Linked DNA regions of Mus musculus: region 1 is linked to region 2. The links are chromatin loops, found by intact Hi-C in ENCODE. Cell type or tissue: left cerebral cortex. All regions are shown on one strand.

Evidence for each region. Peaks named below come from ENCODE experiments on the same cell type or tissue, not always from the same donor. Only the 100,000 strongest peaks of a DNase experiment are listed, where the experiment ranks them.
Region 1: a loop joins it to region 2, with 14 times the contacts of the local background. A loop is called at or near these places in 4 of 42 quality-filtered maps.

Annotation. Positions count from the first base shown.
Region 1 is chr10:43,166,117-43,171,116 of GRCm38, forward strand. All of the region lies in intron 1 of Sobp (sine oculis binding protein), which reads right to left. It overlaps Gm51799 (a long non-coding RNA gene), which reads left to right. Exons shown (of 3, transcript XR_003949000.1): 3 at 1-3,563. Among named protein-coding and RNA genes, the nearest start is that of Gm51799, 4.4 kb to the left of the region's middle. In left cerebral cortex, a CTCF peak has its summit at 897 (motif pointing right); DNase peaks (open chromatin) are centred at 3,045 and 4,938; H3K4me3 peaks cover 837 bases; H3K27ac peaks cover 346 bases.
Region 2 is chr10:43,071,677-43,076,676 of GRCm38, forward strand. It overlaps Sobp (sine oculis binding protein), which reads right to left. Exons shown (of 7, transcript NM_175407.3): 5 at 2,917-3,012. Among named protein-coding and RNA genes, the nearest start is that of Gm47815, 39 kb to the left of the region's middle. In left cerebral cortex, a CTCF peak has its summit at 4,368 (motif pointing right); DNase peaks (open chromatin) are centred at 1,088, 1,898, 4,038 and 4,812; H3K27ac peaks cover 1,729 bases.

The DNA.
Region 1 (5,000 bases), 94 kb after region 2:
TATATTCTTGTTGAATCTAAATTCCCATAATGTTCCTTTGACAGTCTTCTCATTCAACTAGAGGTCTTATACAAATGTCAAAGCTCAGGGCTAGAGATATAGTTGGTTGATCACTCACCTACCATGCACAGAGTCCCAAGTCAGGCCCCTTGCACTGCATAAGCTGGGCATTGTGGCACATGCCTGCAATCACAGCTCTGCAGAGGTAGAAGCAGGAGGATCGGGAACTCAAGGCCTAAGTCTGCTACATGAGGATTTCAAGGTCAGCCTGGGCTATGTGAGTGAGGCCTATCTCTGTTTTCTTCAAAGAAAATGATAATACTTGTGAGAACACTCATATTTCTGAGAACTCTAATTGCTACAACTTTCAGAAAAGATAATTTAACTGTGAATTAAAATCTTTAAACATTTAAATACCATTTGACTTGGCAATTTTATTTGTATCCATTAGCAACTAACCTAAGAAAAAAGGTACAAAAAGATATATGTTCAGAAATTCTTATCTCAATGCTGTTCTCTTAGGGAAAAAAAAAAAAAACCTAAGTGTCAAACAATTGGAACTTTGTTAAATAAATTTCAGTCTAATCATACAATAAAATACTATTTTGCCACTAAAATATGTGTGGTAAATACATTTTAGTAACTTAAAAAGCTATAATAAGTTTTAAAGGAAAATCCATTGCTTTTTTAAAATTGTACATCACACATGGAAAACAGCAAAAGTATATAAGATGCTGACAATTTTGTTTAGTGGGGAAATTAGAGCTTTATTTTTTTCCTATTGTTTGCCTGAGATTTATTTGATTACTTTTATTATTTGTGCTGTAGTGCATGTGTGTGTTTATACTGTGTGGGAGTATGTGTACTTATGTGTGCAGTGCCTTTAGAGGCCAGATGAGGGCATCAGATCCTCTGGAGCAAGAGTTACGGGCAGTTGTGAGCCGCCTGACATGAGTGGTTCCAACTCAAGTCGGGCCTCTGTAAGAGCAGTGTGTGCCCCTAAGAGCTAAACATCTCACCAACCCCACTCTTTGCCCATTTCTATTCCTCCTTCTGCTATCTCTGCCATGACTGTGTGCTGTTTTTATAAAAAATAAAAAGGTAATTTCAATTAAAATTAATTAACCTATAGTTTCACTCATAGGCAACCATATCAGTCATACCCACAATTTAAATGGTAATAAAAAGAAACTGTCAGTTACATTACCGAACTTCACAACATTCTGACATGTATTATCAAAAAGCAGAGCACATGAGAAGCACTTTCAAAGGAAGAGGAAACTCCCAATGCAGAACAATTCACAAGCTGGGGGAGAGGGTTCCGGGAAGAGGAGATTCTGATAGTCTCTGCTAGGCATGGTTATCAATATAACCATAGCATTATAGAATGATAATTAGTTCTGGAAAATATTTTCTCTCTCTTGCTGTGTCCGTATGTTCTGCCTGACTTGTGGGGTCAACTCTTAAAGTCCCATGGACTTGCTAAGAGAGATAGATGAGGAAAGGGAGAGAGGCAGAGCCTTACTCTATTCCAGATGGAGTAAGAATGTACTCGCTTAGATGAGGCTCAGCTCTGTGCTGAGGAGGGGCCAGCGGCTGAGTCTAAGATGTCTCTCGTAACACAGACCCAGTGGACTAGTTTTATTTTATGGTTATGCTAAGAGAAAGGTCAGGAAGTGGAATTTAGATAGTGCAGAAGAGATGTGTAAAAAAGCCCCTCGCAGATTACAAAGTGCTTCCACATTTATAGTCCCACTGGGTCAGATGGCGGAAGATTGACTCCCCACGGATGGCTCATTAGGTGGCCATAACCATGCGCAACTAAGACAAGTGGCCTGAGTAGCCTGAGTCGTATAAACTGTATACAGGGAACTCTGTTTTTATTTGTCTGGCTATAGTTTCCTAGCTTCAAGTCCTTTACAGACAATCACAGTGCTTTATTTTGGGTCACTTTGCAACATTGTTACCAGCCATCTCCACAATGATCTTAATAGTTAGTGCAGGGGATACATTATAACACCAATACATACCTAGAACAACTGAGAAGAGTCCTTCTTCTCTACTGATAGTTTCCAAACTCCACAGTTATACAATTGTCATATAAAACCAAAATCATGTACTGATGCATATAAAATCTGCCTTGCTTCCATGACATGTACAATAAACAATCACGTGCCTCATTGTACTTTACTGCCAAGACATCAACTGCCCTAAAAGGGTCAAAGGAATGCTGGAAACGTATAGCTACTGGCTGGGCTGGCACAGTGGCAGGCACGGCAGGTGTACAGCTGCATGCAGCTGTGTCGGATCACAGCTGCAAAAGTAGCCTTAAAACAACTTAAGTCACCAAAACCTGTTGCATTTTTTTTCCTGTCTGTATCAGAGACATTGGCTTTCCTGAAGTTTGGTGTTCTCAAGGCTTTTGTGAGAGGAGAGATACTAACAACCATCTATCAGTCTACAGTCCCTAAAATGTACATTCAGCAGACCTTGCTTACAGGAGCATCCACGTCTGTTTCTATGTTTCAACTGGCACTGTTTTTAAAAAGTGGTCTATTTTTGCCTCCTTCTACACTGTAATATCCCTTCTCTTTCAGGAAAACATTCAATAATTTCATTAGTTAGAGAAAGCAAGTGTGGCCAATATCTCAGTCCTGAAGAGGAAGTTTTAGACCTCAGGAATATAGTTTATGTCCCACCTTCTCATTTTTCTAATCTAACACCTTATTCTTTTAAAAAAAAAAAAAAGAAGTGTAAAGCCTTCTTAAGTCAAACAGACATTTCCTCGGACATCAAGATGCAAAGAGTCTGGCCTTTCTCTGAAAGTCCCTGTTTAGAGAACCACTGTGCTCACTAATATTTAATCTTCACTGAGGCCCTGTTTTGGACTTTCCTTAGAACTCCGTTCCCTCTTCGTTCCTATAAGTCTGTCTGTCTTTCACAGAAGAAAAGCAGGGCTTGGCTCCTTGGAGCGGTGCTTGGCAGGCCGCGAGGCAGGAAACACAGAAGGGAATGAGTCTGTCAGACTCATTTTCTTCTATTGCAAATGCTTATTTCAGATTCGGGAGGAAGTGGAGGGCTCCTTTTCCATTTCCTAGTATCTGGAGCCTACAAGCTGTATAAGGCTTAGAGAGCGGTATTATACCACGCACCATACCCATCCAGTCACCAATGGAGACTCATAAAAATCCCATCCTACCAGAGCAGAAGGCTTAACTCTCAGAGCCCTCGTACCATCTCTTAAGGTCGGTCCAGTCGTAATGAGTAACTGGGAGAAATGCTCAGCAGTATTCCAACCCTGCTCCCAAGGGGCTAGGGTTATGCCCCACTTACCTTAGTCCTTAGCCCTGCCAGAGGCTCCAGCTCAGCCTGATATAATGTGTTAAAGGTCTCCAGTAGAGGTTGGTCCCAAATCCACTTACTAAGATCCTGAGGCATACTGCAACTGGCCCCAGAATGGTGTTTCCCAAGCTAAGCCTTAAGATATACCTATTTTGGACATAAGTTCATTTCAGCCTTAAGCACAGGGGCTTTTCCAGGCCATCCCCTGATTTCTATCCCTTTCTTTTATAACATCAAGTCATTCAACTCCGCAGCTTCCTTTCCTGTCCCAGCAATTAACATTTCTAAAGCCCAACAGAGACCATCAGAGAACCAACCAGAAATTTTCCTACTAATCCTAACAGATGTGAACCCCTCAAACTGTGGGAGACAAGACCGAAGTATAATTTTAGCCACAGATTAGTTATTGATGATATTTGTAGAGAGAAACCTTCAGCAAAAGTGAGATCTTGTGGCATTTCACACAAATAGCCCTATAGTTGAGTACTTGATAAAGAAGCCAAACATTGTAAGTAAATTAAGGATAATGGGAGGTCTCCAGGTCAGAGTGCCCACCCAACCTGAGCACATTAGATTGGTCAAAGTTTTAAAAGATAAAAATTTGACTCATTATCTCTATTTATAGTTTAGAAATTTTTGAATTGTGTTATTGTTTGGGACCTGCTGAGCACAGTTTACTGAGGTTTATATGCACAAATACATATCTTGACTATATATATATATGTGTGCGTGTGTGTGTGTGTGTGTGTACACACACATATACCTATGTGTATATATATTATATATGTATATATATTATATATATATATAATTTGTACATTCATTAATACATAGCTTTTATATGGTATCTACCACGTTCTGGGAAAATTCCTGAGCTAATTAACTCTTCCATATGTTGGAATTTCTCTGTGTTGACTTCCATGAACTATGACACATGTAAGGAACAGCCTATCAGAGTTACATTGACTTAGATAGAATCCCCATAGTCATTTTAGAAGCCCAAAGTAAGCAAGCTATACAACTTTTTGATTGCTAGCTCAGTTTTTAACATCTTCTTTACTTCTTTACTATGCCTATTAAGTAAGGCGTCGTAATTATAATTATAAGTATAACGAAGTCCCTAGCAGAAGAATTTGCTCAGTTCTTCTTTAAGCCAGGAAAAATCAGCATCCAGAGAAGAAAAGATAAAGAAAAACCACAAAGCTCACAGTAAGACAAACATTCCAGCTGGGAGGATATTTCCCCTGAAGGACACCAGAGCCAAGCTATGCCAAGTCGTGTACTTTTCACACACAAAATTATATTGTATCACATTTTAAATTTGTTACAACTGCCATGTCCATTAAACCAGTGATAAGGAAAACGTAACTCTATCTGATCTAGTGAAACAGCAGCCAGCATTAGCCCACAGCCTCGTGAAGACCACCCCCACTGCCATCACTGGTGTCAGCGAAACCTCATCGAGGTTGGCTTCTCCAGCCATTTTTAGCTAACTATGTGATTGTCACGATTAGAAAAATCTTGAAGTGTCTGAGTGAGGCAGTTCTGCCGGCCGCTCCCGACACTCTGCATTTGCTGCACTTAAAATAGACACTTGTACCAGTGTCCTTTCTATTACCCAAAGGAGAAAAAAAAATCACATACACACCAGTCCCTTT
Region 2 (5,000 bases):
TCCAGGGAGAACCTGAGTGATCATATGGAGACTGGCGATGGGACTGGAATCTGGTGCAAGCACTGGTCGCCATGGCTGGCTCCAACTGTTCTCCATTCTTAGTCTTGAATGTTAATAGTGCTGTTAGTGTCAAGACCGACAGAAATCTCTCATACTTGCTTTTACTGAAAGTTGTTTCCTTTGGTCATAGTTTGATTATAAAGCAAATTTCCCTCTTACACACACACACACACACACACACACACAGACACACAGACACACAGACACACACACACCTGCCTATGAAGAGCTAGGTGACCACACTGAACTCTGACCCATCCCATAGGAATTGTTTATGTAATCACTAGCCTTTATAGCCTTGTGCTTCCAAAATTAATTTAGAAACCACTATGTTACCACCAAAGAGAGAATCTTGGTCAGCAAGCTAAATATCTCCAGTCATGTGTATAGTGCATTAGTGTGAAGGCACACATCACAGTTTGGGATTTAATGGAAAAATCAATACCGTACAGGAACTCTACAGTTGCACGCACAGTCACTGCTATAGCCAATGCTTTCTTTGTTGGTGCCTTCTGATTACATACGCTTGTGTATTCCAGGCATACTCTGATTTTACTCTGCTTGCTTGCTTTCTCTCTCTCTCTCTCTCTCTCTCTCTCTCTCTCTCTCTTTCTTTCATAAGTTACTCAATAGTTCTGCCTCTTCCAAGAAGTGTGGGCTAGGGGAGGGACGCAGAGACATTCAACCATCAATATCATAGAGTCAATGTCCTGTCTACCTGGTCCAGGCCCCTTTCTGTCTGAAATCCCTATAGCCCAGGGGGACAAGCTTTCAGCTGTGTGCTTCTGGTCACCTGGGAACACCAAAGACCTCTGCAATCCCAGCTTTTCTCATGCTTTCCCAACAGGCTGCTGCTGGGGCTGCAGCTAGCCAAGGAAGACGCCAGAACCACCCTTAAGCTAAAAAGGCACTTTGGAGTAGAGTTTGCAGTCCTCCCTGTCAGATTCCTTAAATATCTCCTCCAAGCTGTAGTAAGAAAACTCCAAAGTTGTATTTCTCTCTTAAGAATGAACAATTCTTTTGCAAAGGAATAGTCCTGCTCAGGCCTTAGCAACAGCCAATCACCGCTATTCTTAACAGCTGGCCGCTGTTTGTAATTTCTTCTTAAAGAGATACGCTTACTTGTGCTTTCTGTCTTCTTTTTCATCATAGGGAAAGTAAGCTGAACAAGGGCAAGCATTTCTAACAGAAACTGCAGTGAAGCTCGCACCAAACCTCTCGAAACTCCCGCCAACTCAGCAGGGCTGTCAGTCAGGCAACGCAAGCGTGTGCACCTTCTCTAAACGGATCTGGAAATGATGTTCACATTTTTTTTTAAAAATTTTCTTTTCCTCCAGTATACTCTAAAGCACATTTACTTTTCCAACACATAGGGGAAACCTAAGAATGGTATATTAGTCTTCACAATCTTTCTACAAAGAAGGGAGCCAGTCCTAAAAGCATTCTGATCCTAAAACAGCACAAATGCTCCCCTCTAACCCCCAGGCATGGATGACCACAGTTACCAAGACGGCATTAAAAGCATTGTGAAAATACCCTGAGGAATATAAAATGTTACAGCAGACCTGGATGTTTAAGAGCCCTCAAATAAAATATCAGGCGAGTTAAATTTTCATGCCAACAACTGCATTTATAAGCAGTGAGTCTGCCTGCAGCATAGTTGGTCAAGGGCGCTGCACACACGGGCTGAGTGGCACCATTGTGACCGTGTCTGCTGTGCTGCCTGAAGGAGGTTCTCACTCTGCAGCTGCTGCAGCTGGAATGGACAAGGCCTGTACCATTCACTCTCCTGCTCTCCGGTCGCTTTGTGTTTAACGGACAGTTACTGTCAGAGCCAAACCCAAAGGCTGTCACTCGTGGGAATTCCTAATGCAGTGACCTGGCAAACCTCTAAACTGGGCCAAACATCCAAACAGAAATGAAGCCACCTCAAATGTTAACAGCTGAGCATCTTCATCTTCTTTCCCTGTTTTCGTTTAGTTGGAGCAAATGTTTTGCTTTAATGCAATTGAAAAGAAAAGAACATTTAGGGACAGCACGCTAGATCCTTCCGAAAGCTTCATTTTCAAAAGCAGCGTTTGACTGGCCAAATAAATGACAATTCATTCTCTGTTTACTTTAGGTAGACAGAAAATGCATTGCTGAGCACTCGTTTTCAAAAAGCTAATCAAGGATGTAAGGCCCCAACAGATTCATTTAATAGAAATATAATAGACATTCCTGCTTGCTTCTCATCGTGTCTCCCTGTAAATGCTAAAATGAACAGCAAATTAACCTTGCGTTGGAACCTAGCTTTGTCACAGCTGATGCTCCCCCCACAACAGTAAACATCCCCCCACCCTGTCACTACTTCTAAGCCTTCTGCAGGGGAGAGACGATGGAGTTTGGCAAGAGAGTGGAGGAATACTTGAATCCTAAAGGGAGTGCTGTGTGTCTAATGGGCTCTCTTTCCTATCTGAAGCAAACTCAGCCACCTTTGTCTGCTACAATAGCACACATCTCGGGCGTAGGAGGAAGGGTGGGGTGGGGTGGGGCATTCTTCAAGCTCCATGTATCGAAGTTATATTTTTATCTTTACTAGCCATTCTCCAAGTGGCTGCTTAGAAACTACAATCCAAAACAAGCTAATAAAGAAAGGGCCATTCAAGCTTTAAAATCAGATATAAAAGATTTGCAAACAACTCGAGATCTTATAATTAATATGCAGTGATATCAGAATTAGCACTTAGAACTCTATACAGAAAAATATAATATTTCATAAATTATGTAATCATGAACAAACCCTTGCAAAAAAAAAAACTGTTTTCACTGTGCTAAAGTAACATTCTAGACTTGTCGTAAGTATATCATTCTTACAAGTAGTTCGCAGTTATTCTTGAAGGCAAGCCTTGGAGTTTCCTTAGCATAGTGCTGCTGGGGAAACGTTTCAGCACGTCCATCTTCATCTCTAGCCTGAAGGGAAATATAATGGCCTATTTAGGGACTTACAAATAATGGTAGGAAAAAAAAAGCTCAGATCATTAAACAAACGGGAATCCAGAAATAACAACATTATTAAGAAGTTTGTTTAAATACGCAGTATGCCCTTTAGGTATCAAAATTTGAGATTTGTTTTTCTTTAGACTGTTTGGTTTCAACATGCAAATTCATCATGGTGGAATAGTTCAAAGAACACAGAGCAGACCCAAATCAACTGATTTTGTTGGGTGTCACCAACACTCGAGTGTTGTAGTGACACAGTTCCTCACACGGTCAGGAGACTGTGACATACATACGTGTTTAAACGTTTTTGACATGCTTAAGCAATCTCTAGATAAAGCATTTTTAAGAAATTCTAATAGCAAGGCCATAAGAAAAGCAAATTGCATAGTTATATTTTGAACTGTAATATTATTAGAGATAAATTGATGCCCTCAATTTTTAAATAAAGATCCAAAGGATCAATGATCTCATAAGAACAATGATTCTTCTATTAAATGCAGTTAAAAAAAAGATTTAATTAAGAAGCTGCATTAGAAGTTCCTGGTTATTTTGATCTAGGCTGTCAATTGAGAAAGCTGATGTTTCAACAGAGGCATCCGCATTATTCACCAGCAACACCCACTGAAGTCTTCTCTTCCTAACCTCCATTGGTTTCTGACTTGGAGGGGTGTGAGGGAGAGGTGGGTGAAAGGGGCATGTCCAAAGTACACTCGTTAATCCATTCATCAGGGGGACATTTGCATCCTGCAGCTCTCATGTTCTCTTAGCCCTAACTGCTTATGCTCTCCCTCCCTCTCTCTTTCTCTCTCTCTCCTCTCCTATCTCTATCTCTCTATCTCTCCCTCTGTCTCTCTCTATCTCTATCTCTCCTGGCCCTCCTGAAATCCACAGCTGAGCTTGCCTCCCTCACATATGGCTTGCATATAATTATGCATATTCCATTTTGCACTGCATTAAAATGATGAGCTCCTGGCTCCCTGCCAGCTGATTTTTAAGAGCCCCAGTGAAGTAGGAAAAAGGAGAGAAACACAGGGAGAGCCGCACAGGAAGCAGCAGGTAGCTCTGTCTGCTGTCTCTTTAGATAAAATGTATGTCTGGCACGGAGGGAACAGCTGAGAACTACCTGTTGTGATATACGGGCCGGAGGGGGAGGGGCAGCGAGCAGAGTCAGTGACACAGCAATGACAGTGCTTACGTATCATTTCCCTGACAGAGTGAAATCTACCCCGACAAGTGTCACTCAGAGCTCCCCCGCTACGCTGTAGGCTGTTGTTTCTAAAGGAATCCATATGTACTCTGCATGTTTGAAAATTGCACCACTTGTATCTAGTGAAGGTTTCTGTTACTCGTCATGAGGCCTCTAGGTGGAATCGGGGAACGAAATGACATGGTCAGGAGTTGTTGGGGCTATGGCGAGTCTGTGTGGAAGGGATAGCTCTGCTTGGGGCTCATTTTTATGTGTTTTTTTTAATGAATATCTTGGTGAGGTAGTACCGTTTCCTTATACTCTTATCCCCATAAAGCCAGAGAAAAATTAAAATGTGTTCTAGGATAGGCCCTATGTGACAGGGAAAGAAGCAAGCATCGTGGCCTCTGGCTGGACGGTCACCTGAAGCCTATAATGCCCCTTGCCAGTGCAGCAGGACTGCTCTGCAGTGACATCGCCGTGTGGGATGATGGAACTCAAAGGGGACCCATTTTAAACCCCAACAGACTGAGGCAGCAGTGAGTACAGAGACGGAGGGAGCTGGAAGCAGGCTTTGAGATGCCAGTGGGCGGCACCCATATTAACTTCTTCACAGCAAAATCCTAAGTCACTGTGTGATGGACAGACCCCTTAAAGGAAGGAACCACATTCAAGTAACCTGGCCATGTCCGGTGAGTTGTACCTATCTGGATGGTAACTAGACCCTATCGTAAACAACTTTTGAAAATACCACCTCAAGATATGTCTTGCT